4 separate regions of the Homo sapiens genome follow, and regions 2, 3 and 4 are each linked to region 1. Evidence: chromatin loops called from intact Hi-C (ENCODE). Cell type or tissue: CD4-positive, alpha-beta T cell. All regions are shown on one strand. Each heading gives the region's core, and the rest is flanking DNA. Links, peaks and the distances in the headings are about the cores only.

The links. Peaks named below come from ENCODE experiments on the same cell type or tissue, not always from the same donor. Only the 100,000 strongest peaks of a DNase experiment are listed, where the experiment ranks them.
Region 2: a loop joins it to region 1, with 2.3 times the contacts of the local background. A loop is called at or near these places in 3 of 110 quality-filtered maps.
Region 3: a loop joins it to region 1, with 2.6 times the contacts of the local background. A loop is called at or near these places in 3 of 110 quality-filtered maps.
Region 4: it touches region 1 in a loop (2.3-fold over the local background); 4 of 110 quality-filtered maps call a loop at or near these places.

Annotation. Positions count from the first base shown.
Region 1 is chr12:102,118,456-102,123,445 of GRCh38, reverse strand. NUP37 (nucleoporin 37) reads left to right here and starts at 3,332. Exons shown (of 10, transcript NM_024057.4): 1 at 3,332-3,396; 2 at 4,863-4,990. The coding sequence starts at 4,928. It overlaps PARPBP (PARP1 binding protein), which reads right to left and starts at 3,263. Exons shown (of 11, transcript NM_017915.5): 1 at 3,160-3,263. RefSeq lists enhancers at 1,860-2,417, 3,462-3,531. In CD4-positive, alpha-beta T cell, for the core only: no CTCF peak of the experiment used is centred there; a DNase peak (open chromatin) is centred at 3,285; H3K4me3 peaks cover 1,912 bases; H3K27ac peaks cover 892 bases.
Region 2 is chr12:101,837,545-101,845,170 of GRCh38, reverse strand. No RefSeq gene overlaps it. Among named protein-coding and RNA genes, the nearest start is that of GNPTAB, 10 kb to the right of the region's middle. In CD4-positive, alpha-beta T cell, for the core only: CTCF peaks have their summits at 5,020 and 5,219 (motif pointing right); DNase peaks (open chromatin) are centred at 5,230 and 6,350.
Region 3 is chr12:101,874,246-101,882,296 of GRCh38, reverse strand. It overlaps DRAM1 (DNA damage regulated autophagy modulator 1), which reads right to left and starts at 4,717. Exons shown (of 7, transcript NM_018370.3): 1 at 4,377-4,717. The coding sequence starts at 4,507. RefSeq lists enhancers at 3,831-3,880, 4,021-4,110, 3,749-4,530, 4,691-4,740, 4,531-5,313 and silencers at 4,331-4,670, 4,921-5,080. In CD4-positive, alpha-beta T cell, for the core only: no CTCF peak of the experiment used is centred there; DNase peaks (open chromatin) are centred at 4,736 and 5,036; H3K4me3 peaks cover 2,074 bases; H3K27ac peaks cover 673 bases.
Region 4 is chr12:101,771,883-101,778,892 of GRCh38, reverse strand. All of the region lies in intron 7 of GNPTAB (N-acetylglucosamine-1-phosphate transferase subunits alpha and beta), which reads left to right. It also overlaps the pseudogene ST13P22. Among named protein-coding and RNA genes, the nearest start is that of SYCP3, 36 kb to the right of the region's middle. In CD4-positive, alpha-beta T cell, for the core only: CTCF peaks have their summits at 4,936 and 5,137 (motif pointing left); a DNase peak (open chromatin) is centred at 5,112.

The DNA.
Region 1 (4,990 bases), core at 991-4,990:
TTTTCTACCCTTTTGAATCTGGACCAGGCTTGTGACTTGATTTAACCAATAGAATGTGGCAAGAATGACGCTGTGGGAGTTCTGAGCTTAGGCCTTAAGTGGTGTGTGCAGAAGTACTAATACAATAGGCCTGAATGCTCTCCTTTGAAGCTGGAGTCCAGTTTGGGAGCTTAGATTTCAGGAGTGTTTCCAGTAAGAGTGGTTCACTGTGCTAAACTGTTCATACAAACAATATAGTTTATGCTAAACACTTGCGAGTCTGGAATTTTGGTACATGTCAGACAGTGGATGCCTTTGCATTTAGCCCCCAATAAAAACCCTGGGCATTAAGTCTCTAATAAGCTTCCCTGGTAGACATTTCACATGTGTTGTCACCACCTATTACAACAGGAGGAATTGTGTCCTGTATGACCACTAGAGTATCACCAAGCAGTGTCCCACCCAAACTGCTGATCCACAGAATCAGAAGGAAATGGTTATTTTAAAACCTTAACTTTTGAAATGGTTTGTTACACCGTACTACATAACCAATAAAATAACTAATATTTAGGAGCTAACTTGGTGGAGATACTTTTCAAAAGCTTAATATTGATTACCTCACTCGACTGTCATAAGTGTCCAATAAGACAGGTCTGTTATTATCCTTATTTTACCTAATAACCTCCACGTCACTCAGCTTGTAAGTGGACAAACAGCATAAACTTAATATGTCTAACTCTATAAGCTGTGTTCTTAAAGCATCATGTTAAGTAACTTCTCCTGATGCACACAAAAGCCTTTCAAAATAATTTGAGGTAGTGCCAATGTTTCATATACCCAAGACTATATAAGGCATCCAATTCCTTTCTCTGAGTTTACAGACATGCCTGCTAAAAGTTTTTTTCCTACTTTAAGTACTCAAGTCTCAACATACTCACATGCCCATCATCTTATTTTGGGTATTTTCCTGTACTTATTCCATTTCCTGACTCCTTCTGCTATCCTTTTCTTCTATTTTTATGTGGCATAAACAGAATCCTAGATGTTTACTTTGGTTTGTATAATCAAGAGCAAAGATACATGCCACTTGCAATATAATTAAATTATAGACACAATCTATGATGCAACTTAAAGATACAGGTAGAAGATTAGAGATTAATTATTTACATAAATGCAAATCCTAGTAAATAGCTAAGAATTGTATTTCTCTTCAAAAAATCACCCTCATCTCTTGAAAGAAAAAAGAAAGTGAAGAACTGTCAGCTTCAGTGACATGGTCACTTTGCCTGAAATACATTTTTAGGAGTAAATTACTTACTGGTATTATTTAAAGGTAGTATTATGAGATTTGATTGCTATGAATGAAGACTCACTTGGGAATTAGGCCATTCTGAAATGTGGCTCCACCACTTACTGGCTGCGAGATCTTGGCCAAGTTACATCACCTTTCCCTGCCTCAGCTTCCTCATAATGAAAATGAAAACCCTATCCCATAGGGTTTTATGACAAGTCAACGACATAAACACAAGTAAAGCTTTTAGAACAGTGCCTGGCATGTATAAAAGCACATTAGCTATTATCATGCATTATGAGTTTCTAAGTTGTTTTGAGTTAAAAGTAAAAGAGCATTGCCTGGGCATGGTGGTTCACACTTGTAATCCCAGCACTTTGGGAAGCCGAGGCTCACCTAAGGTTAGGAGTTCGAGACCAACCTGGCCAACATGGTGAAACCCTGTCTACTAAAAATTAGCTGGGTGTGGTGGTGTGTGCCTCTAACCCCAGCTACTTGGGAGGCTGAGACAGGAGAATCGCTTGAACCAGGGAGGCGGAAGTTGCAGTGAGCCAAGATAGCACTACTGCACTCCAGCCTAGGTGACAGAGTGAGACTCTGTCTTAAAAAAAAAAAAAAAAAAAAAAAAAAGAGCATTACTATGGTGACAGAAAACCAAGAGTCTCATTCAGGGATCAGCTAATTTTTTCTAAAGGAACAAACAGTAAATATTTGAGGCATGCACAACTACTCACTTTGACCTTCTAGTGTGAAAATAGCCATGGACATACATAAACAAACAAATGAGTATAGCTGTGCTCCAATAAAACTTTTTTTATGGACACTGAAATTTGAATTTCATGTAATTTTTACACATCACAAAACATTATTCTTTTCATTTTTTCCCCCAACCATATAAACACGTAACACTCCTTCTTAGCTCAGGAGCTGGCTGCACAAAAACAGGCAGCACAGCCAGTTTGCCAACCCCTGGTCTAGTCCCAGCTCTTCCTGTAGCTAGCTGGCTGTGGGAGCCTATGCCATAAGCCTTACACGTGGTTCCTAGGTGGAGGCATCATCACACAGAAATACTTGCCTTCCAGTCCCTTGTGAGAAGTCAATGAGACAATAAATATGCAAGCACTCTGAATGGCAGGCTGCACTATACAAAAAAACAGTAGCCAAAGGCAGCAGCGATAACACTTGTTTTTAAAAAATTGGATTCCAAGTTGCTCTAGAGCAAAAACTGTGAGACAGAAAATTGTCACTGGGCAGGCAGTGTGAAATGGTTGAAAGAACTACACTTCCGAGTCAGATATCACTTCCAGGCTCCCCCTTTATGACCTGTAGTCCTTCGGTATTTAAAATCTCTAATGAGCATAAGTTTCTTCACCTGCAAAACCAGGAAGGGAATTCCTACCTCACAGAATGAGACGTTAGTGAAACAAGTACATAACCCACCTAGTGCCAGGCATTTAGTAGGTGCTCAATTTAAAAATTGCACTCAACATCATTATCAGTGTTCGAGTGCAAGTCCCAAAGGTTCCTTGGGAGGCTGTAACTAATCAGGAGTAGGAGAAAGTTGAGGAATTGGAGTCCGTGTACATAGTGGGACTAGAACCCAGGTTTCCTGCCTAACTAATGGAAGTTAAGCAGGCCTCTACGGGCCTGTCTTCCAAGCTGCAGACGAACCCTCAGGACCTACCAGCTCCATCGCTAGATACTGTGAACTCCGCCTACAGCCCCCAGGCCCAACCAGGCTCGAGCGTCAAGTCACTGCACCATAATACTTCGGTCCCACGGCACTTTGCTACGACCGAGGTATTACAGTGCAAAACACCCTCAAAAGCCACAGCCTGAATCACCACTTAAAAATGCGACAGGGCAGGTAGGGCAGACGCGAGACTTACGTGATTAGGGGTAGACCCGAAGACGTACTCTTCAGTGTGCGGAAGGATCCCCAACGGGATGCCCTCCCGCGGCCGCCGCAGTCGCCGCTGTCGCCGCTGAATACAGTTCAAACCTCGCGGGAGGCCCCGGGAGCCAATCGCTGCGCTCGCCCTCCGACCCGGAAGCAGAGCCACAGCGCGTCGCGGCAGCCCCCAAGGAAGACCAGCCTGCCTCTGGTCGGTTCCTGGCGCTCTGCGGTGCGTATCGAGCTGGGAGCCCGAGAGGCCGGGATGCTTTTCTGCCGGCCGCCCAGCCTTGCCACTCTATTCCCAGGAGTTCTTCCTTCCCACTTCGGGCCCCGGGAGGTGGGAGCGGGGTCTTGAGGAACTCGCCTGGCCCGGGGAGAGGTGTCGGCGCTCATTGCAGAGACTTATCTTGTTCCCTCCCTTCTTCTCTGCCGTTGTAGTTTTACAGGGGCAAGTCCTGTCCAACGTGTACGGTGAGGCCCCGGCCACTGCTTTAATGAGCAGTAGGTGTAGGGACGGAACAATTTCGTGACCTCGAATCTCTTGCACTTCTATACCTCTCTGTCTCCGTGTCCATAACACTTGCTGGTCACCCTTCAAAAGTCTCCAGTCCCTGATGTCCATTCCTAAAGTTACTAGTTTATAAGCGTCTCGAGGTGGGACTCATTCTCAGTACATACTCTTAAGGTGCTTGATATGTTTGTTACTGAGTCCAGCTGTTTTCAGGACAACCCTTGTGTCGAATTTTTTAAAAAACCAAAAACTCTAAAACCCATAATTCTCATGTGGGAATGCTACTTCCAGAATGCACACTAGTCCCTGACAGGTTAAGGTCTTCTGCCTAGTTTTAAGAATATTATTATTTTAATTTTTAAGTTCCGGGATACGTGTGCGGGACGTGCAGGTTTATTACAAAGGTAAAACGTGTGCTATGGTGGTTTGCACACCCATCACCTAGGTATTAAGCTCCACATGCATTAGCTATTTATCCTGATGCTCTCCCTCCGCCCAACCCCCTGAACATTATTTTTATATCACACATTTTGGTACTCCTTAACAACAGATCCTGTATTTTCTATCTGTTTATATTATAGCCCTTTTCACGTTGAGTCATAACTATCCCTAAACTGTGGTCTCCTTCAAGCCAGGAGGCTGTTTTTTTCTTCATTAGCGCTGGTTCTCCACACACAATGAAGTCTTCCAAATCCTGGCCCTGCTTATGAGCTTGGCAAGTTAGTTAACCTACTGAAGCCTCAGTTTCTCCATCTACAAAATGGAGACCAGAGGTAGTACCTGCCTTTAGATTTGTACAGATACCAGATGTGATCATGTCAGTAAAATGCTTAATATGGTACCTACAAATAGTGGTTCATAAAAGTTATTAATTTTTATTAACATTTGCTGTTAAAATGATTCCATCTTCAGATGAAATACTATTTGTTTTAGATAATCTAAACAGAACTTTGCAGTGTTATTGTCTGCTAGAATCACAGATATGGGAAAGAGCTGTGGAGCAAATGTGGAACCATTAATAACTAGATTTAATATTTTTCCTGCAGTTTCTGTCCCTTGATAAGTACTTTAAATGTTTCTTTTGAGCTTTCTGTCTCATTGTAACACCACAACCTTATTTTGATGCATTTGCTGAATGACTAACATATTGACCATTGTAATTGTACCTGTGCTCTAATCCACAGTTTCGTGACCTTGTCCAGTAGAAGGCTATTTAATTTTCACAACTGCTTGAATTTTGACATACAAGATGAAGCAAGATGCCTCAAGAAATGCTGCCTACACTGTGGATTGTGAAGATTATGTGCATGTG
Region 2 (7,626 bases), core at 3,627-7,626, 280 kb after region 1:
AAACCGTGATGTTAAGTACCATGAAATTGTGAAGTCTCACATTTATAGAGGATTCAACAGTCCAATCCTATGAGATGGGTAATGCCAAATAAGGGATAAGAATTTACTAACAGGAAAAAAAAAAATCCATGAAGGGAGTTGGAGTGATTTCTGAGGTTCCAGCTTAAGAGGCTGGGAGAGTAATGGTGCCATTGATGGAGGCACAGAAGTTAAAACAGGGAGATGATTTAGGCACAAAAGATGGTGAGGGCCGGACGTGGTGGCTCACGCCTATAATCCCAACACTGGGAGGCCGAGGCAGGCAGATCACTTGCAGTCAGGAGTTCAAGACCAGCCTAGCCAACATGATGAAACCCCATCTCTACTAAAAATACAAAAATTAGTCGGGTGTGGTGGTGTGTGCCTGTAATCCCAGCTACTCGGGTTGCTGAGGCAGGAGAATTGCTTCAACCTGGGAGGCAGGAGGCTGCAGTGAGCCGAGATCACACCACTGAACTCCAGCCTGGATGACAGAGAAAGACTCTGACTCAAAAAAAAAAAAACACGGTGAGATGGTGAGATGTTTGCTTTAGACCCCGAATGTATTGGCTAGTTTTCATTTGCTCCCAGATTCATTCCCATACCCTTTGCTGACCACATGGACGGTTTTACACAGACTCTCCTAACCTCTGGTTTCAACCAATGGGAGGCACCAGGAAGAGATCAAAGGGGTGTTTCTCTCCTGCCTAGCTGCATCCCTTCTCACAGTGCTGCATCCCTCCACTATGGTAGGGCCTGTCATTTAGTTTCCTTCCCACGGCTCCAGCTCTCACCATGCTTACATAACACCAGTTTCTTGATGACATCATCAGATATCTCACTGCCTTCTATAAAATTTCTTTTTTTCCCTCCTTCTTTTTTTTTTTTTTAGAGATGGAGTCTCACTGTGTCCCCCAGGCTGGAGTGCAGTGGCGCAATCTTGGCTCACTCCAGCCTGTGCCTCCCAGGTTCAGTAGATTCTCATGCCTCAGCCTCCTGAGTAGCTGGGACTACAAGCACCCACCACCACACCTGGCTAATCTAGAAATTTTCTTGAAGACATTATAGTTGCCATGAAATAAAATGTAGAAGTAAAGCAGAGGGCAGAGGTCTAGTCTATGTGAACTGAACCACCACCTAGAAACGGCAGGAGGTAGACTACAACCCAGAAAAGGAAGTCATCAAAGATCTTCCAGAAAAATCAGAAACGTATTCTGTCCTGGACACCAAAGTAAGACAACATTTCAAGAAAAGATTATTGAAGACATCCAATACTGCAGGAGGGTCAAGGAGAAGATAAACCAAAATATACTACTGGACTTGTTAGTTAGGATTCACTATATCCACTGCATTTCATTATTTCAGACGTTAGTTTTAATAGAAGCAGGAGTAGATGCCAGGTTGTTGAAGGTTAACCAAATTTAAAAAGTGGGCAGAGGGTTTGAAGAAGACTTTTCAGCAAAGAAAGCACACAAATGGCATGCACATATAGTGGCACTGTTCACCTATAATGAGTTTATTTTATTTTATTTATTTTGAGACAGGGTCTCACTCTGTTGCCCAGGCTGGATTACAATCTAGTGTCATGATCACAGCTCACTGCAGCCTCGACCTGCTGGGCTTAAGCAATCCTCCCACCTCAGCCTCCCAAGTAGCTGGGACTACAGGTGTGTGCCAACATGCCTAGCTAATTAAAAAAAATTTTTTTTTTGTAGAAATGGGTCTCACTATGTTGCCCAGGCTAGTCTGGAACTCCTGAGCTCAAATGATCCTCTCTCCTTGGCCTCCCAAAATACTGGGATTACAGATGTGAGTTACTGTACCCAGCTAATGGGTCAATTTTATAGAATCTTGTTTTGTGTGTGTATATGTGTGTGTGTGTGTGTGTTTCTTTGTTTGTTTTTTGAGACAAAGTCTTGCTCTGTAGCCCAGGCTGGAGTACGGTGGCACGATCTTGGCTCACTGCAAACTCTGCCTCTTGGGTTTAAGCTATTCTCCTGCCTCAGCCTTCTGAGAAGCTGGAATTACAGGCCCACGCCACAATGCCTGGCTAATTTTTTGTATTTTTTTTTACAGAGATGGGGTTTCACCATGTTGGCCTAGGTCTCAAACTCATGACTTTGTGATCCACCCGCCTTGGCCTCCCAAAGTGCTGGGATTACAGGCATGAGCCACCGCGCCTGGCCTAATTTTATAGGATCTTAATTATAATCTCAATAAAGTTAAATAGAGAATTTTCAAGGAAATTGAGGAAGAATAATTAAAGCAATATACATGATTGCTCAGCAGACAATGAGGCTTTGACCCATGATTTTTTGTTTATTTAACCTTATTTGAGAGAAATTTATCTTAATAAAAAAGCACGTTTCTAGAGGAGAATTCTCAAAATTAATTAGTGGTGAATCTGCATATTGTGTGACACGAAAATAAATCCAACAAGAATGACTTTACTTTGAATCTAGGTTAATATGATGTAAGATGTGAAAATGGTAAAACCAGTCCTGCCTTATCTCATTTACAATTTTAATGTTGCTGCTTTAAACTAAGAATCCAAAGAATATATAGGCCTTGGAAAGGAATAGGGCTGTCCACATTGGAAGGGACTTATAATGTAGCTTTTAGAATCTTTTTGTTTTACGTGCACCTCATAGCAGAGCAATTGAGATAAACCTGCAGCTGGTTCGAACTTGATGACAGAAGAAAAGACAACAGAAAATCTTTTTCCTTTTCATAAGCTTCTCTCTATTCACACTAACCCTAATAATTATTCACCCTTCTTTTGGTATAATCTAGGGGTTCTTGCCACATTCATTTATTCGTTCCTTTAGCCTAAAATGTCAGAAGCACCAGTTATTACTCTTTCACTGTGATATTTATACTTTGGATAAATTAACTCTGAAATTTCCTTGTTGGTTGGCATCACTTGGACTTTTACTGTGCTCCTGGGATTGGTTACAGTGAGTTTAATACATCTAGAGCACTGCCAAAGCATTATAGCAAAATATCAGAGTATCCCTGACAGTATTCTGGAAAGCAGACTATGCAAAATGCAAAAGTCTCCCTATTTAATTATGAACTTGACATTGCAATGAATTAGAGAATCAGCATTTATGGATAATCAAATATATATATTGAGTGCTCACTGCTTTGGGTGTTTTGTTTGCTTGTTTGTTTGTTTCCGGTGGGGTTGGAAGCTTTGGTTTTAAGGAGATGAAAACTAAAGAAAGTTCCAAATGCTTGGAGATCAGAAAATTGATCCAGTTTTCAAACACCAGGTACAAAGATGAGGGTAGGAGTTAGCTTTTGCAAATAGGTAGATTCTGCAAAGTACATCACAGTGGACTTCATATTGATCCTGAGGTTTGTGAGAACTTAAACAGGGAAGAAATTAGGAACTAAGGGGGAGACAGGAGAGACAAGACAGACAGAAAAATACACAGAGGGAATTTTCTTTCTTTCTTTCTTTCTCTCTTTCTTTCTTTTTTTTTGAGACAAAGTCTCACTCTGTTGCCCAGGCTGGAGTGCAGTGGCCTGATCTCGGCTCACTGCAAGCTCTGCCTCCTGGGGTTCACGCCATTCTCCTGCCTCAGCCTCCCGAGTAGCTGGGACTACAGGCGCCTGCCACCACACCCGGCTAATTTTTTGTATTTTTAGTAGAGACGGGGTTTCACCATGTTAGCCAGGATGGTCTCCATCTCCTGACCTCGTGATCCGCCCACCTTGGCCTCCCAAAGTGCTGGGATTATAGGCGTGAAACACTGAGCCCAGCCTCTTTGTTTCTTTCTCTCTCTCTTTCTTTCTTTCTCTCTCTCTCGCTCTCTCTTTTTCTTTTTCTTTCTTTCTTTCTTCTTTCTTTCTTTTCTTTCTTTCTTTCTTTTTCTTTCTTTCCCCCTCTCTCTCCCTTCCTTCCTTTCTTCCTCCTTTCCTTCTTTTCTTTTCTTTTGTCTTACTCTTTTGCCCAGGATGGAGTGCAGTGGTGCTATCACAACTCATTGTAACCTCAAACTTCTCAGCTCAAGTGATCCTCCCTCCTCAGCCTCCCAAGTAGCTAGAACTACAAGTCTGTACCACCACACCTAGCTAATTTAATTTTTTTTTTTTTTGAGATGGAGTCTCACTCTTATCACCCAGGCTAGAGTACAATGGCACAATCTCGACTCACTGCAACCTCCCCCTCCCGGGTTCAAGCGATTCTCAAGCCTCAGCCTCCTGAGTAGCTCGGATTACAGGCATGCGCCACCAGGCCTGGCTAATTTTTTTATTTTTAGTAGAGACGAGGTTTCGCCATGTTGGCCAGGCTGGTCCGTCTTGAACTCCTGATCTCAGGTGATCCACCCGCCTTGGCCTCCCAAAGTGCTGGGATTACAGGCGTGAGCCACTGCACGCGGCTAATTTTTTTTCTTTTCATAGAGATGGGTCTCACGATGTGCCCAGGCCAGTCTTAAACTCCTGGGCTCAAGCGACCCTCCAACCTTGGCCTCCCAAAGCACTGGGATTACAGGCATGAGCCAAAGCCATTGGTGAGAATATTTTCTTTTTGAGCAAACCTGAAACTTTACAAAAATGGACAATGTGCTAGGCAACGAAGGAAGAGTCAATGAATTCCAAGGAGTTTTACTATTATACAAGCTATGTTCTCTTACCTTATTTTGGTCAGGGTAATTATTTGTAGATTAAGGAATCTATTCACTGATTTAAACAGAAAGGGATTAAGTTGGCCTACCCATAAGCCCTCAGGAGGTCTGAACAAAGAGCCTTTACCTATGACAGTATTCTAGATAGAGACTACTAGGTTGAATTTGTAAGATCAGGTCCTAATACTCCACTGAACTAAGCTGTCAAGGGAGCTACTGACGCTGCCGGGATCAGAAAGAGCAGGATCAGGATGCTTTCTACAGAGGCAGGAAGCTGCTTCCAACTGCACCACACCTGCCTTGACTCACTCACTCCAGCCAAAACAGGCGCCCTTTGCACTGCCTCTCTCTCTCCATGTAGCTTACTTCCAGGTTGAAATCTTCTGTGAATTCACCTGATTAGGAGAACTTCAACCACACCTAGAACCCTGGCTTCAAGGATATGCCAATAATCAATTGTTGCCTCTCAGTTCCAAATTCACTCCTTCAGAACTTGCTGTGTATTAATGAATTGGACTTCTTTTGAAGCGTTTCTTTTGCAGTGAGTGTGATGTGAAGCTTTGCCAGTAGAGGGCGATGAAGGAATGTTGCAGGAAGAAGGTGGCATCACCCCCCGCCCCAACTCTTTCCATATTTGCTCCCCTCCCTTCCTCCGTCCTTTTAAAAATATTTATTTATTTGGCATAAAATTTTTTTACTGCTCTTTGTGGAGCAGGGCTACCCCATGGTGTGCCCATTTATTTTTTATTTATTTATTTTTTTAGAGACAGGGTCTCACTATGCTGCCCAGGCTGATCTCAAACTCCTGGGCTCAAGTGATCCTCCCACCTTGGCCTCCCAAAGTGTGCTGGGATTACAGGCATGAGGCATTGTTCCTGGGTTTTTTGTTTGTTTGTTTTGTTGTTGTTATTGTTTGTTTGTTTGTTTTTTTTTTCCACAGGATCTTGCTCTGTCACCCAGGCTGGAGAGCAGTGGTACAATCACAGCTCACTGCAGCCTCAAACTCTTGGGCTCAGGAAACTCTCCTGCCTCAGCCTCCTGAGTACTGAGTAGCTGGTACTACAGGCACGGGCCACAATGCCTGGCTAATTTCTTTCTTTAAAAAGTTTTTGTAGAGATGGGGATCTCAATATGTTTCCCAGGCTGGTCTTGAACTCATGACCTCAAGCAATCCTCCTGCCTTGGTGTTCCAAGGTTCTGGGACTACTGGCATGAGCCACTGGGCCACTCTTCTTTTCTAGATTTCATTGTTTGGTTTTTGTGTTTTCTTCTTCCTGCCACATGGTGGGTTAGGGTACCAGTATGGGAGGACATCAGCTGTGCTCTGCAGCAGCCATGCGTATCCAGAGATCACAGTATCTCAGAACCTTGCCACCCTGGCCTAGGCCTGGTGACCTCCTTGCCTTGGTCCTCCTGATGGGTACATTGTGTGCCCAGGCCTGACACCCACTGCAGTGCCCCAACTCCCAATTGTGCACCTGCATTCTGTGCCAATATTGATGGGATGCAATAAAATTAGTAATTAGAGGGACATTTATGCTTTGGAAAACATTTATTAAAAAACCATAAAATTGAAAAAATTGAGCTAAATATTAAATTTGAAAAATGAGTTCAAGAGCAACAGAGCAACAGAGCAAACAGAATAAGGGGGGAAAATTACCAAGACAGAGACACAAATCAATGAATAGAAAACCACAGAACATTAGAGAGAATGACCCAAACAGGAAGCTGGGTTTTTTTTTTGTCTGTTTGGTGTGTTTTTTTTTTTTTTTTGTCTTTTTTTTTTTTTTTTTTGGAGACGGAGTCTCACTCTGTTGCCCAGGCTGGAATGCAGTGGTGCAATCTCAGCTCACTGCAACCTCTGCCTCCCAGGTTCAGGTGATTCTTCCGCCTCAGCCTCCTGAGTAGCTGGGACTACAGGCGCACACCACCATGCCCAGCACATTTTTTGTATTTTTAGTAGAGACAGGGCATCTCGATATATTTCCCAGGCTGGTCTTGAACTCATGACCTCAAGCAATCCTCCTGCCTTGGTGTCCCAAGGTTCTGGGACTACTGGGCCAGCCTTCTTTTCCAGATTCCATTGTGAGCCACCGTGCCTGGCAGAAGCTGGTTTTTGAAAAGATTATTTAGGCTGGGCACAATGGCTCATGCCTGTAATCCCAGCACTCTGGGAGGCCGAGATGGGTGGATTGCCTGAGCTCAGGAGTTCAAGACCAGCCTGGACAACATGGCGAAAACCCATCTCTACAAAAAATACAAAAATTAGCCAGGCATATTGGTGCACACCTGTAATCCCAGCTACTCCAGGGGCTGCAGTGGGAGGATCGCTTGAGCCCAGGAGGTCGAGGCTGCAGTAAGCCAAGATGGTATCACTGCACTCCAGCCAGGGTGACAGAGAGACCCTGTCTCTAAAAAAAGAAAAGGTTATTTAGGCAAAGGGAGAAAAGATACAAAGAAGTAGTAGACAAAATGAAGCAAACAAACAACCAGAGTCAATAATGATAGAAATAACAGAGGTTTTAAAACCAAGTTGACATTAGTATATTCCACTATATAAAAATGATCCCAAGCTAGAAAGTTTTCCAAATGAGCTCTACCTCAAAACATAGGGTTATTCTCTATATCCTTTAATAACACACTGTAATTCAATTCATCAAAACTTTATACAACTCTGTGATTGGAACTTTTTTTTTTTTGAAACAGAGTCCCTCTCTGTCGCCCAGGCTGGAGTGCAGTGGCGCAATCTCGGCTCGCTGCAATCTCTGCCTCCCAGGCTCAAGCAATTCTCCTGCTTCAGTCTCCCACATAGCTGAGATTACAAGCATACACCATCACACCTGGCTAATTTTTGTATTTTTAGTAGAAATGTGGTTTCGCCATGTTGGCCAGGCTGGTTTCGAACTCCTGGGCTCAAGTGATCCACCCTCCTTGGCCTACCAAAGTGCAGGCATTACAGGTGTGAGCCACCTCA
Region 3 (8,051 bases), core at 2,517-6,516, 240 kb after region 1:
CTACTAAAAAAATACAAAAAATTAGCCGGGAGGGGTGGCGGGCGCCTGTAGTCCCAGCTACTCGGGAGGCTGAGGCAGGAAAATGGCGTGAACCCGGGAGGCGGAGCTTGCAGTGAGCCGAGATCGCGCCACTGCACTCCAGCCTGGGAAACTCCGTCTCAAAAAAAAAAAAAAAAAAAAAAAAAAAAATTAGACCATCAGAATGACTGAACAATGTTAGAATGTAAAAGGAAACTCATCCTAAGGACTTTCAAATCACTGACTAGCCACCAAACAGAATGGCCATGTCAAGCTTTTCCTTAAGGGATCTGCCCTGTCCTGGGGTAAAGAGTGAGTACCCAAGAAATAGTCATTCAGAAATATTCATTCAGCAAATATTGAGAGCTTTCATGGACCTTACAATCCAGTGAAGGGAGACAGAAAATAAACATAATAAATAAGTTAAATCACATGATTTGTTAGAAGGTGATACGTGCTGTGGTGAATAATAAGACTGGATATGGAGACCAGTAGTGGTCAGGTGCAATTTTTAAAAAGGGTGATCAGGGCAGGTCTCATCAAGATGATAACATTTGAACAAAGGAGGTAAGTGAAAAACTCTGCAGGAAGGTAACGTTTGAACAAAAGAGGTAAGTGAAAAATAGCTGCAGGGAGAACACCTGGCAGAGGGAACAGCCACTGCAAAGGTCTTGAGAAGGACGGGTGCTTGATGTGTTTAAGACACAAGGCCAGCGTGGTTGAAGGGAAGTACAAAGAGTAGGGGTAGAGGAGAGGAGGAGGTGATGAGCTAAGAGATACCTTCAGCCTGGCATGGGGGTGCACACTTTTAATCTCAAGTACTCAGTAGGCTGAGGTCAGGGGATTGCTTGAGCCATGGAGTTCGAGACCAGCCTGGGCAACATAGCAAGACCCCACCTCCAAAAAAAACACAACAAAAAGGGATAAGGTTGAATATTTCAAGGCCAGTAGATAAATGTAGAGTTATCACTTCTCTATGTCTGGTTCTTTCATTTTTTTGAGAAAGAGTCTCACTCAGTCACCCAGACTGGAGTGCAGTGGCACAGTCTCGGTTCACGGCAACCTCTGCCTCCCTGGTTCAAGCGATTCTCATGCCTCAGCCTCCTGAGTAGCTGGGATCACAGGAATGTGCCACCACGCTCAGCTAATTTTATATATTTTTAGTAGAGACTGCACCCAGCCTTCTTCTCTATGTGTGGTTCTTATCCACATCTTGTTGCTGCACCAAGGACTTGTTTTCTAGGAGCGGGCAGGGGCAATCCAGTGCTCCGGCTGCTCAGGTAAGCAGAGAGCAAACAACCTAAAAGACCCAGGCACACATGGGCAATCAGTACAAATGTTTGTTGTGTGTTGGCTGAGAACTCCTGGCAACAAGGGGGCATGCCTTTTTCTCCTGTAATTCTGCTTTTCCTGAAGGCTTCCTTGTTAAATTTTAAACCCCTTCCTTGTAGGGTCTGTGATTTGAGCATCTCATAAGTGGTTCACCTTGTCAGCTTATTTTCCCATTTCTGAATGTCTCCCATTTCAAGTTCACCTTAGAGTGATATTAATCACAACTACATCAGACACCTCTATGAACATTCAAAACCTGCCTTTGACAGCCTGGCCAATGAATATCACGTATTATCTGTCCTCAACCTTCAGATCTGGGACAAACATGACTACTGTTTTCTCAATAAGAAGCACTGCAGGCTGGGTGTGGTGGCTCACGCCTGTAATCCCAACACTTTAGGAGGCTGAGGCAGGTGGATCATCTGAGGTCAGGAGCTTGAGACCAGCCTGGCCAACATGGTGAAACCCCGTCTCTACTAAAAATACAAAAATATTAGCTGGGCGTGGTGGCAGGTGCCTGTAATCCCAGCTACTTGGGAGGCTGAGTCAGGAGAATTGCTTGAACCAGGAGGTGGAGGTTGCACTGAGCCGAGATTGCACCATTGCACTCCAGCCTGGGCGACAGAGCAAGACTCTGTCTTAAAAAAAAAAAAAAAAAAAAAAAAAAAGGAAGCATTGCAGGACACAGCAAGATGCCATCTCTACAAATACAAAAAAAAATTAAAAATTAGCTGGGCATGGTTGTGCATGCCTATCTACAGTCCCCAGCTATTCAGGAGGCTGAGGTGGGAGGATCAATGGAGCCCAGGAGGTCGAGGCTGCAGTGAGCTGTGATCCCACCACCACACCACAGACTGGGCAACAGAGCGAGACTTTGTCTGAAAAAACAAACAAACAAACAAACAAAAGAAGCAGCACTGCAGGTAGAGCAGCTCTTTACCTTTTTTTTTTTTTTCTGAGATGGAGTCTCGCTCTGTCACCAGGCTGGAGTGCAGTAGCTCTGTCTCGGCTCACTGCAACCTCTGCCTCCCGGGTTCAAGCAATTCTGCCTCAGCCTCCCGAGTAGCTGGGACTACAGGCGTGCACCACCACGCCCAGCTAATTTCTGTATTTTTAGTAGAGATGAGGTTTTACCATGTTGGCCAGGATGGTCTCGATCTCTTGACCTCATGATCCGCCAGCCTCGGCCTCCCAAAGTGCTGGGATTACAGGCGTGAGCCACTGTGCCCAGCTGAGCAGGTCTTTACTTTTACACAAGTCTAGAAGGATCTATCCTGCTTCAGAAGCAAGATGATGGCACTTGGGCCTGAGATGTGCCATGAGAAACCAAGCCTAGGTTTCTTCCAAGCATAATACCAGATGGGAGGGCCAGGCGTGGTGGCTCACGCCTGTAATCCCAACACTCTGGGAGGCCAAAGCAAGGGGAATGCTTGAGCCCAGGAGTTTAAGACCAGCCTGGGCAATATAGTGAGACTTTGTCTCTACTGAAAATAAAAAATAATAACAATAAATGGAAAAAACCGAAAGGCCAGATGAGAACATCTTGATATACATAACATCTCCTTTCATAGGCAAAAACCACCATCATTACTGCAAATTTGCACTATTCTACCTATTGCTGTATTCCCTGCATCTTGTAAATGCTGGTTCCCTGGGAACACTGGCTCACACCTGTAATCCTAGCATTTTGGGAGGCCAAGGCAAGAGGATCACTTGAGGTCAGGAATTTGAGACCAGCCTGACCAACATAGTGAAACCCTGTCTCTACTAAAAATACAAAAAAATTAAGCCAGGTGTGGTGGTGCACGCCTGTAATCTCAGCTACTTGGGAGGCTGAGGCAGGAGAATCGCTTGAACCCGGGAGGCAGAGGTTGCGGTGAGCCGAGATTGTGTCACTGCACTCCAGCCTGGGCGACAGAACAAGACTCTGTCTCAAAAAAATAAAAAAAATTTTAAAAAATGCTAGTCCCCTCTTGCTCGATCTTTGTTTCCCCTTTCTCCACACTCCTCACCCCCACCCCCAAAAAAAGGAAAAAAACAAACAAACAAACAAAAAAACACAGAACATTGCTCACCAGACAGAATGGCTGCAGGGAAGAAGACGCCCTACATTTTCTATCATAGCAGTAACAAACCTTGGGTGTCACCAACCTTATCATCCGTTCACCAACCAATGCCTGTCCAGAGGGGTCACACTACTTAGATAAGGATGGATGGTTCTAACGTTTAAAGAATCCTGCCACTATGAGAAAGGCACTGAGCTGGAACCCACATAGGAGGATCAGACCACTGTCCCTGGCACTGAAGTGCCCCTCAGGAAGGTAGAGGCCAAAGCACAGGAAAAGTGAATGGGTAAAATAACACAAAAGATGTCACAAGTTGTTGACAAGTTGAGGACTTTGGGGTCACAGTGCCCAGAGGTGTCTGGTGCAGCTCCAGAGAATTTAAGCCAGACTCCCAGAGACCTGGGGGCAGCACAGTGTTGCTTTCTGCATGGCCGGGTGTGAATTCTGCTCCTACCATTAACTAGTGTGACATCAGTGTCACGTTGATGATATTTCATCAACTTTACACCACCGCTCGCTTGCGGGAATAATAAGCCCAAACATCCACTTCAAGGGATGTTGGGATGCAGAAGTGAAAATAGTGGCTGTTTAGCATATACCTGGATCTACCTCTTGTATAATATATGTCATCTATCAGAACCCATCTTGTTTCAATATCGCCTAAGAACGTCCTGCTGAGATTCTGTCCCATACCCAGAATGAAAGCTCTACCATCTATCCTGAACCTCTCCTTGCTGCCACCCTGTTCCATGCTCCGGGTACAGGCAGAAGTGCTCAGCGCCGCACCCGCTGCCTCCCTAAACATCCCAGGCTATCGGGAGCACCTCTCCTCCTGCTCCCACCTCTGCCTGACCACACGACGCCCCAAGCTGGGTCCGGACGCCTTCCCTCCCCGTCGGCAGCGCTCCCTGTGGTCCCTGTGCCTGCTCCTGGGGCCCTGACGCCCACCCTGCCACTCACCTGATATACGGGAGGAAGGGGTTGACGTGCCCGGAGAGCACGGCGACCACGTAGGAGATAATGAAGGCGGCTGACGACCAGGTCACCAAGAGGAAGGGGACGAAAGCCATTCCCCTCAGGAAGCACAGCATCGCGCCGCCGCCGCCGCCGACGGAGTGCTGCGCCCAGCGGGGCCGGGCGCCGGGTTGCTCCGGGCTGCCTGGAGGCGGCGGCCGGGCGCGTACACTCACGGACGGTGGGAGGGGAGGCTCCGCGACGGCCGGGGCAGGCCCAGCCCCGGAGGGAGGGGAAGCGCGAGGAGCGGAGCGAGGCTGCGGGCGGCGAGGCTGCCGGGCCAGAGTGGGTGGGGCGCGGGCTGCCCGGGCTTGTTGCGAAACGAGTGAAGTCACAAAGCGGCCCGGCAGGGTCGGAGGCGCCCGGCGAGCTCCAAGCGGACGCGACTACGGAGCCGCCGGAGGGGACGCGGGGTCGGGTTCCTTTCGCTTTTGGTTTGGACACTCGGCGGAGGCCGGGTTGGGCGCGGACGGGCGGCGTGGGGTCACTGGCGGGGACGCCCGCTCTGGCCTTCCCACTCTGGCCCTACCGCGCTGGCTCTTGCGCAACTCTGGAGAAAAGGATTTATTTCTCCCAACCCCTCCCTCCCGGGGGATTTCCGGAGTGCCGGGCCTCGCACCCCGAGGGCGCCCCCTCCGAGGTCCCGCCGCCGGCGCTTCGCAGCAGTGAGAGTGGCCACCGCGTGGTGACACCCATGCCATCCGGTCGCGCTGCTGCTGCGGGGGTCGGGCAGAAGTGTTCAATGAGGTTCGCCAGGTCACGGGGCGCAGATGTGGCTCCCACCTCAATGGTGAACACCCGAAAACCCAGACAGGGTGGGAACGGGTGGGGTGGAGAGTACGCGGGTGGGGTGCGGGGCAGGCGGGTGGGACTGCGCGCCCACGGAGCCGGGAGGCCCATTGTGCTGCTTTCCAGGAGAGCGCAACTGGAGAATATTTCCTGGAAATAAGATTTCCCAGGCCGGGCGCCGTGAATAGCCATCACTTTGGGAGGCATCCAAAAGCCATCACCCCTGGAATGCCACCACTTTGGGAGGCCGAGTTGGGAGGATCGCTTGAACCCAAGAACTAGAGATCAGCCTGGGTAACATAGCGAAACCCCTCTTCTACAAAAAAAAAAAAAAAAAATGAAAAAGAAAAAAAGCCGGTTCCAGTTACTCGGGAGACTGAGTTGGGATGATCACTTGAGCCTTGGGGGTCGAGGCTGCAGTGAGCCTTTATCACACCACTTCACTCGGCCTGGGTGACAGAGCAAGACCTTGTCTCAAAAAACAAACAAACAAAAAAAAAACAAAAAAAACTCCCCTCCAGGTTCTGGAGTAGCCCAGACTCGGAGCCTTGGCCTAAGATGATTAATAGTGACTTGATACATTTCAAGCCCTGTGAAAGGGATTTGTGTTCTGGAGGCACTTATAATATAAGCACATGATTTTGATAGTTTAGGGAGTCTGAGCCCAACATATGTGGCCAAAATTGTTGGGTCATTGGTGACCAAAGATAGGTTCCTTTCAGCCACAAACACATTTCATGGGCGCCATGCTAGGCTACAAAGATGAAATAGTAATAGTACCCTCAGGACGAGGACACTCATAGATCAAAATAACAAAATTAGGCCAGGCGTGGTGGCTCATGCCTGTAATCCTAGCACTTTGGGAGGCCAAGGTGGGTGGATCACCTGAGGTCAGGAGTTCGAGACCAGCCTGGCCAACATGGTGAAACCCCATCTCTACTAAAAATACAAAAAATTAGTCAGGCATCATGGCTCACGCCTGTAATCCCAGCTACTCAGGAGGCTGAGGCAGGAGAATCGCTTGAACCTGGGAAATGGAGGTTTTCTCAGTGAGCTGAGATCACACCACTGCATTTCAGCCTGGGTGAGAGAACGAGACTCTGTCTCAAAAATATAAATAAATAAAAACAAAATTATGTTATGTGGTTTATTAAATGGAAAGGAGAGGATTTTAAAAAGTAGAGACATGCCCAGAGCTGAGGGCCAGGGGCCTGGGCTCAGAGGAAGGACCACGGAGGTTTTCTGACAGATGACATCAGAGTTTTCAAAAGGAAGTAATTACTAACCAGGCAAAGAAAAATAAGATTAGCATTCCAGGCCCAGAAAACAACTGGAGGAAATGCATACACAGAGCTTGCTTCCCTGGGACTATGAAAGCACTTAAATAAGTGTGAGGCAGCAAATGGAGAGAGAAACAAAGAGGCAAAGTCACCAGAGTCCTGCTGAGAATCTTGGATTATTTTTGGTATTAAGGAGAAAGTAAGAACATGGGCAGACTAGTATTTCAAGAGATCACTGTGGCCGTGGAGTGAGTGCCCGCCATACAAAACAAAATAGAAAATTTAAAATAAGGCTTTTTAAAAACCACAAAAGCTGGCCAGGCATGGTAGCTCACAGTTCTGTAATCCCGGCGCTTTGGGAGGCCGAAGCCTGGACAATATAGTGAGACCCGCAACCATATCTACAAAAAATTTAAAAATTAGCTGGGTGTGGTGTTGCATAACCTGTGGTTCCAGCTACATGAGAGGCTTACGTGGGAGGCTCACTTGAGCCCGGAGTTTGAGGCTGCAGTGAGCTATGATCACACCACTGAACTCCAGCCTGGATCACAGATCGAGACTCTATTTCAAAAACAAATAAAAATTTAAAAATGGTCAGGTGCAATGTAATCCCAGCACTTTAGGAGGTTGAGGCAGGCACATGACCTGAGGTCAGGAGTTCGAGACCAGCCTGGCCAATATGATGAAGCCCTGTCTCTACTGAAAATACAAAAATTAGCTGGGCATGGTGGTGCGCGCCTGTAATCCCAGCTACTCGTGAAGCTAAGGCATGAGAATCGCTTGAACCTGGGAGGCAGAGATTGCAGTTGAGCTGAGATTGCAGCCACTGCACTCCAGCCTGGGTAATAGAGCGAGACCCTGTCTTAAAAAAAAAAAAATGGCCAGGCACAGTGGCTCACGCCTGTAATTCCAGCACTTTGAGAGGTGGAGGCCAGTGGACCATGAGGTCAGGAGTTTAAGACCAGCCTGGCCAACATGGTGAAACCCCGTCAATGCTAAAAAATACAAAAATTAGCCAGGCATGGTGGCGGGCACCTGTAATCCCAGCTACTCAGGAGGCTGAGGCAGGAGAACTGCTTGAACCCAGGAGGCAGAGGTTGCAGTGAGCAGAGACGGTGACATTGCACTCCAGCCTGGTCAACAGATAGAGACTATGTCTCTAAATAAATAAATAAATTTTAAAAATAAAAAATAAAAATCACAAAAGTTAGCAACCATGGTTTCATTGTAATCTCTACCTAGGTTTCTGTGTTCTGAAAATCACTCTATTCCTTCCCTTTTTTCCTTTCGTGCCCTACTACTGATTCATCAGACTAAAAAAAAAAACTCTCCCTAAGCAAAGAAATTATAATATCAAAGGGAATTCACCTGATCATCTTACCCTTCTGCTGCTTATGTAATTTCCTTAATTAAGCAATTCAATTGGCTAATCACTTTTAACACAGATATAAGAATTGTCTGGCCTGGCGCGGTGGCTCACACCTCTAATCCCAGCACTTTGGAAGGCCGAGGCTGGCGGATCACGAGGTCTGGAGATCAAGACCATCCTGGC
Region 4 (7,010 bases), core at 3,011-7,010, 350 kb after region 1:
GCTCTGTCACCCAGGCTGGAGTGCAGTGGTGCGATCTGGGCACACTGCAACCTCTGCCTCCCGGGTTCAAATGATTCTCCTGCCTCAGCCTCCAAATAGCTGGGATTACAGGCATGCGCCACCATGCCTGGCTAATTTTTGTATTTTAAGTAGAGAGGGGGTTTCGCCGTGTTGACCAGGCTGGTCTCCAACTCCTGACCTCAGGTGATCCCCTCACCTTGGCCTCCCAAAGTGCTGGGATTACAGGCGTGAGCCACTGCTCCTTGCCCTTCATGACTTTCTTTATTGTACTTTGAAATACTGTAATGCCTGGCTATATTAGAGTTGAATTTGTTCTTAAATGCAGTTATTTTAGAATAGATAATACATCTCTCCTTCCTCTGAGTTATTTTTAGTACTGATTTGGACAGATAAAACCATAGATTAACTTTCATTTCAGCCAATGTTTATTTGACTTCTTGGCTTCCTGGTTATTAGTTCTAGAATTATAGACACATGTATATCTGTACTTTTGACCACCAGTTCAACTTGCTTATGTAGACAGAATGGCATTCTTGATTCTATTTATATAATTTCAATAAAATAAATGCTGAAAAGAAAGAAGGTTCATTCCACTTCTCCATACTCCACTCTGTTTGAATATCCCACATCACTTGGCCTGCTGCAGCTGCCCACCAGTGCGGACTGCTCTCATGCGTCTACTGGTGGATGGGTGTGTGCTGCCAGAGAATGCCAGTCCCGAGTCATGGTTGACAATTCAGCAAACTATTTTTGGGTGGCATGTGTGGTATAAGCAGGTCGAGGTGGAGTGGGGTAGCAATTTGAATTGAACAAGGAAAACCAGCAGGCTCCAGGTGTGGTGAGACTCCTTTCCACAGTTCAGTCTCCCAGTCAGAGATTTATTTGGATTTTCAGAGTTGTCTTTGTGGAGGCCAACACCTCTCAGAGCATCAAGCTAATCACACATAATGTTCTTTGAAGGTTGTTTTCATAATTCCAACACCTGTGATCAACTTCAGGGACTAGGACTTAAGATTTTTAGAGACTAGAGAGAAAATGAGAAAGAGGAAGAACAGACGCAGTGTCAGCATTTGAGTCCAGGCCTCGAGTGACTTGCTTTCCTTAGGCTTTGCTTCCTGATTACATTATGAGTACTCTGAGAATGAAGTTTCCTATCACTGCGTTCCCAACCAAACAAAACACCTTTTGTGTGTATGATGAGCTCCAAATAAGAGTTTATACAGAGTGCCATGAGAACATCTGGGCTTTAGGTGTACTTGGGGTCAAGGCAGGCTTTGCATAATAGAAGCATTTTAGCTGGGCCCTAAACAGAGCAGCCATTCTCCCAGCAGAGAAGGGAGCAGAAGAGACCATTCTATGTAGAGGGAACAGCCTGAGCAAGAGGGCTGGAGGCCTGAACATAAATGGTGTTTTCAGGGAACCAAGGCAATGGTTTCTAGCACAGGCAGGGATTTTGGTGAGGATGAGATTGTAAAGACAGGTTGAGGCCAGGTTGAGAAACGTCTCTGTTAAGAATACTAGATTTTTTCCTGTAGGCCGTGGAAGGACACAGTCTGATCTGCTTCTAAGGAACATACTAGGGAAAGGTGTGGTAGGAAAACCAGTTCAGCTGCTGCTGCCATAGCCCAGTAAGACGTTCCCATGCAAAAGTTGCTTGGCAGTGGGATGCCAACGATGGAAATGGTTCCAGAAGCATCTGAGAGAAACACTCAACATCACTTGGTGACTTACAAGCTATTCAGGAGGAGGAAGAGGAGAATGAAAGGGGAGGTGGACCTTTCTGGTGAAGATAGAAGTGATGGAATTAACCACACTCAGAGCTTCAGTGGCAGAAGCAAGTGTCTTTTGGAAGGAGACCCAGAGCTCAGTTTCGGATGTGTTGCATTAGGGGTGTACGTCGCATGTCAGAGGAGAGGGCTGTTAGACATTGGACTTCAAGACTTGAACTGTTGAACCACTTTGCCCTCGCAGGTTCCCCCAGGAGGCCTTTGCCATGGCCTGTGGCCCTGGAGCCACCTAGGGCTCAGCTCAGCTCTGCCCTACAGATTCTCACTAGGCCACGGGTATCTCAGGACAGGTACTGCCCTATTCACCTTTTTACCCTTAGTGATTACTTGGCACTTAGGGGGCTGCTTAAGGAATGAGCCATATGAGGCAATATCTTGGGATATATAGGGAAACATTTTCAGCAGTATGATTATTCACAGGAGTCACTCTAGGCACAGAAATGTGTCTTTGCACATTGTTGTATATACACAACTAGGCCTTTGTCATCCTGTTTAGAACAAAACCTGAAGTTTTTTGTTTTTGTTTTATTAACTGAGGCAGGAGTGTAGGACTTGAAAATAGTTTCATTTGTAAGATAATGGATTTGAATTCATAAAATCTTTTGACTGTAGTCTTATAAATCAGTCTTTTCTGTAAGAGACTTTCTAATTTGAAATACCTTGAGGTGGGTCCTTTAATAATCTGATTAATTACTCTCTAATTTATCTGTATAATTTTTGTGTATGACGGACACAGAATTCAGCTTTTGATAAATCAGATCATCAGTCCTTATTTTCAGATCCCTCTAAATCATTTTGTATCCATAGAACATTTTCATTCATGGTGGGTTTTTGCATTTATTTTTTGATTTTTGCTTTTGTTCACTTCTTTTTTAAACATATTTTAGAGCAAGTGGGAAATCTTCCCAAAGCTGTCAAGTGAATTCTCATGCTAAGTTTCCTTCAATTATAGTAGTTGTTGAGTGAGTGTGCAAAACGTGGAGGAGATGTAGACCCTGCCCTCAAGCATTTATAGTCACATTTTGGAAGCAGCGTGTGTGTATAGAGTTGGCAGTTGGAAACAGGAAAAGTCTGTGTGGGTCAGAGACATGGGGGAAGTTTTCAAAGAGAAAGAGGCTGCACTGGGTTCTTGAAGACTGAACAGGTGGTTTGTGCAGGCAGGATGGGAACAGCATATTGTCCTGCATGGACTCTGCCCCCCTCAAAGCTCTGGTCAGGGCCTAAGGTCACAGTAAATTGTCATAATTTTCTACTAATGCCCTTTCTTTTAGATAATTCTCTGAAACCACTATGTGCACTTGTTCTTTTAAAGCACGGTACCTTTTTCTTTTTTTGTTTTATTTCTAAAATAAAGATGAAACAACCAACTCTGAAACTGATTAAGTTTTAGAAAACCACCAGGACGTATTAAGATCTAGTAGCGGCCGGGCATAGTGGCTCACGCCTGTAATCCCAGCACTTTGAGAGGCCGAGGCGGGCAGATCATGAGGTCAGGAGATTGAGACCATCCTGGCCAACATGGTGAAATGAAACTCCATCTCTACTAAAAATACAAAAATTAGCTGGATGTGGTGGCGTGTGCCTGTAATCCCAGCTACTCGGGAGGCTAAGGCACGAGAATCACTTGAACCCAGCAGGCAGAGGTTGCAGCAAGCCGAGATGGTGCTACTGCACTCCAGCCTGGCGACAGAGTGAGACTCCGTCTCAAAAAAAAAAAAAGAAAAAAAAGATCTAATAGCTTTGAATTGTTGAATCACTTAAAGGCACTAATTTGGTTTTCAGTTGGTCTTAGCAGACGTGGGGTTTTTTTCCTAACAGATTTTTAATGATTTTAAATCAAATGAATCCAAAATGAAAGTAGATTACACCTTCTGAATTTGTAAGCACTTTAAAGTTGTTGGGAAAATAACTTCTAATAGGAAAGCCTTGTTATTTTGGATTTGCATGTTCTTCTAGACCAAATTTTCTCCACCTTTGCACCATTCACAGTTTAGACCTGTTGCCGCTATCCTTGGGGGACTGTCCTATGTATTGTAGGATGTTTAGCAGCATCCCAGGTCTCTGTCCTTCGGGAGTATTTGCAGATATGTGATTGTTTAGACAACTTGACGCAGCCTTTCTTTTTGGCATTGAAAAATGACCAGTTTGATATCATGATTTTTAACTAAGGCTTATCTTAAAATACTATTTTGTCTGCCTCAAAAGGATACCTTCTCTTTTGCACTCATTATTTTTGCTTGACTTAAAAACATGCATTCAAACTTACCTGTATTTGTTGGCTACTATTGTTTTTAAAGCCAATTTTTAAATATAGGCTACAATGCTGAGAACAGTAGAACGAACTGTTGAATATTCTCACTTATAATAAGCAATATCTTAAAGTGGCTCTATGTATTTTATATTAATATGCTCTAATCTTGCCTTGATAATCATTTATAGAATTTAAAAGTGAAGATTATTTACACTGCTTTTTCAATTCTTATATCTTGTGACTTGGTCAGTTATACTGAATTATACTGAATTTAATACTCCTGGGATTGTTTTATCATCCCTGTCCTATGTGATACACTGTACAAAATGTAAAATGTTAGATTTGCTTCCAATATATACTTACATATGTTCATATTATATCTAGAAGTTTGTGAAGTATCAAGCACTTGAAATCTGGTTTCCATATCTGTCATGCCATTGAAATTGGTCTCCATTGACCTACTAATTACACATTCCACTTAATTTTGTTTCTTGTCCCTTAATTTTGATGCTTGTTGTCTTTAGAAATATACCAGAATTAACATATTTTTCTGAATTAACATTTTTTTCTTGGGTTCTACAACACTGCTTCTCCTGACCATCATCTATATTGTCTTTCCTTGACTCAAATTGATCCACCAGTTGCTCAGTCGTTGTAGCCTACCCAGGCCCTGGCCTCAGCCACCATTTAGTTCTCCCTCTGTCTGTCTTCCCTTGCCTCATACTCCTACAAGTACCAGGTGTATCAGTCATGTTGTTCTAGATGATGCTGCTAGAACAAACATTCTGGAATCTCAATGGCTAAAAACAACAAAGCTTTATTTCTTAGTCATGCTACGTGTTGTTCACTGTGGGTCTGTAGGGAGTGGGTATAGAAGTTGTTCCCTTTTGCAGAAACTTATAATTTATGTAAATTTAAAATTTAAAATAAGATGCCATATATGGAGGCAGTTGCCCACAATTGCCCAAGCCACAAACTCCAGCCTTAGGCACAAACTACAGCTGCTCTTCCCACACTACCTTCTCTCTTCTGACAAAAGTAATGATGATGTCCAGGATTGGGGTGCCACCTAGTGGCTGTCAGAGGGTACTTCCCCACCCTTTTTACAGTGGCAGAAAATCTTTCTCATACATATAAATATTACCTTAACCTCATTAATCTTCATCTCTTTCCGAATTATTGTATAGTTACTATAGACAAACCTCTTCTTGCTCTTTTATGCATATATAATTAGAAACCAACCCTAGGCACTAAAAAGAATAGTTTTAGTGATATACCTTCTTATCAAACAAAGAGCCAACACAAGTTATGAAATTAAACTAGACACACCCCTTCTTCGAGGTTACGCCAAGCCAGTGCCTGGGCCTGAAACTGGCCTGCAGCCCCTCAGCTTCGCCCACTGCCTTCCGACCCTGGACCTTCGCAAAGTGAACGAGCTTCGGGACTTCGTGAAAATGTATAAGCAGGATCCGAGCATTCTGCATACCAAGGAAATGTGCTTTCTGAGGGAGCAGGTGGAGAGCATGGGGGGTGAAGTACCATGTGCTACTCAGAAAGCTATTATAAATCAGAAGAAAATATCAAGGAATTAAAAACAGGTAGTAAGAAGGTGGAGGAAAACATAAGCACAGACGAACTATCAAGTGAGGAAAGTGATCTAGAAATTGATAACGAAGCTGTGATTGAACCAGACACTGATTCCCCTCAAGAAATGGGAGATGGAGGTCAGGCCTGGTGGCTTACGCCTGTAATCCCAGCACTTTGGGAGGCCGAGGCGGGCAGATTGTATGTCAGGAGACCAGCCTGGCCAATGTGATGAAATCCTGCCTCTACTAAAAATACAAAAAATATTAGCTGGGCATGGTGGTGCTTGCCTGTAATCCCAGCTACTCGGGAGTCTGAGGCAGGAGAATCACTTGAACCCGGGAGATGGAGGTTGCAGTGAGCCGAGATCACATCACTGCACTCCAGCCTGCACGACAGAGTCAGACTCCGTCTCAAAAAATAGAAATAAAAATAAGTAAATAAATTGTTCTAGAATAGTGACTTTTTCTCTCCAGGGAGCCCTCAGAAATGCTTTGGGGGTGCTGTGAGAGGGAGGAAAGGGACAGGAAAGGCCAGAGGGTAGACAGGGACCCAGGCAGACTACTAATCCCCCTGTGTGGCCTGCCTCCCAGCACCCGGCACATATGCTGAGGCAAGTTGGTGACTCAGTGAGAACCAACTTAGTGAGTACTAAATATGTGCCAGGCACTCACTAAGTAAAAGAGGTGAAAGTGGTGAGTCAGGAAGACAGTTACATGCATCTGCAGGTGCTCACACATGCACCTGCACCTAATCTGTGAGAAGAGTTAATGGCCTACATCATAAGGGGAAAAGATATAAATGAAATTTCTAACTCTCACCTCTGGTGTTCTGGACTACATACGCTCAGGAAACTGCTTAGAAAATGAGCTAAGAATAGTCATGCAGCAAATAGAAGAGCTCAGAATAAGCTCATAATAAAATTTGTGTTTGCTTTGTTTTATAGATTGAGAAAGAAGACCGTAAGCTCTTTTAGAAGCACTAGTTCAGCAGAAGGATTTTACTGTCCTACATTTGTGGTTTTCAGGCCTCTCCCCTTTTCCTGAGTGATGAAAGCCTCTTCATAGGAAGTTGTGTGATACAGAGTCAGAACAGAAAACAGATAAAGAGTGGTGTGGACTTTCGTAGGGGTGGCAAAGCCTGTTTGTGGAACTTGATGTTTGTGATGTTCACGCTTAGATTTATGATTGCCCCAAAAGCTTTGCCCCAAAAGGTAGTTTTCCCATGGAAGCACTTCAGGCAGTCCTGCCGAAGGTGCTCCTCCCAGGCACGTGGCACAAAAGCTGTTCAGACACCCCACTAGCAGATGTACTTGTCACCAATTCCAGCAAGGTTAATTACATTGCAGATTTTTTGCCCAATATAAG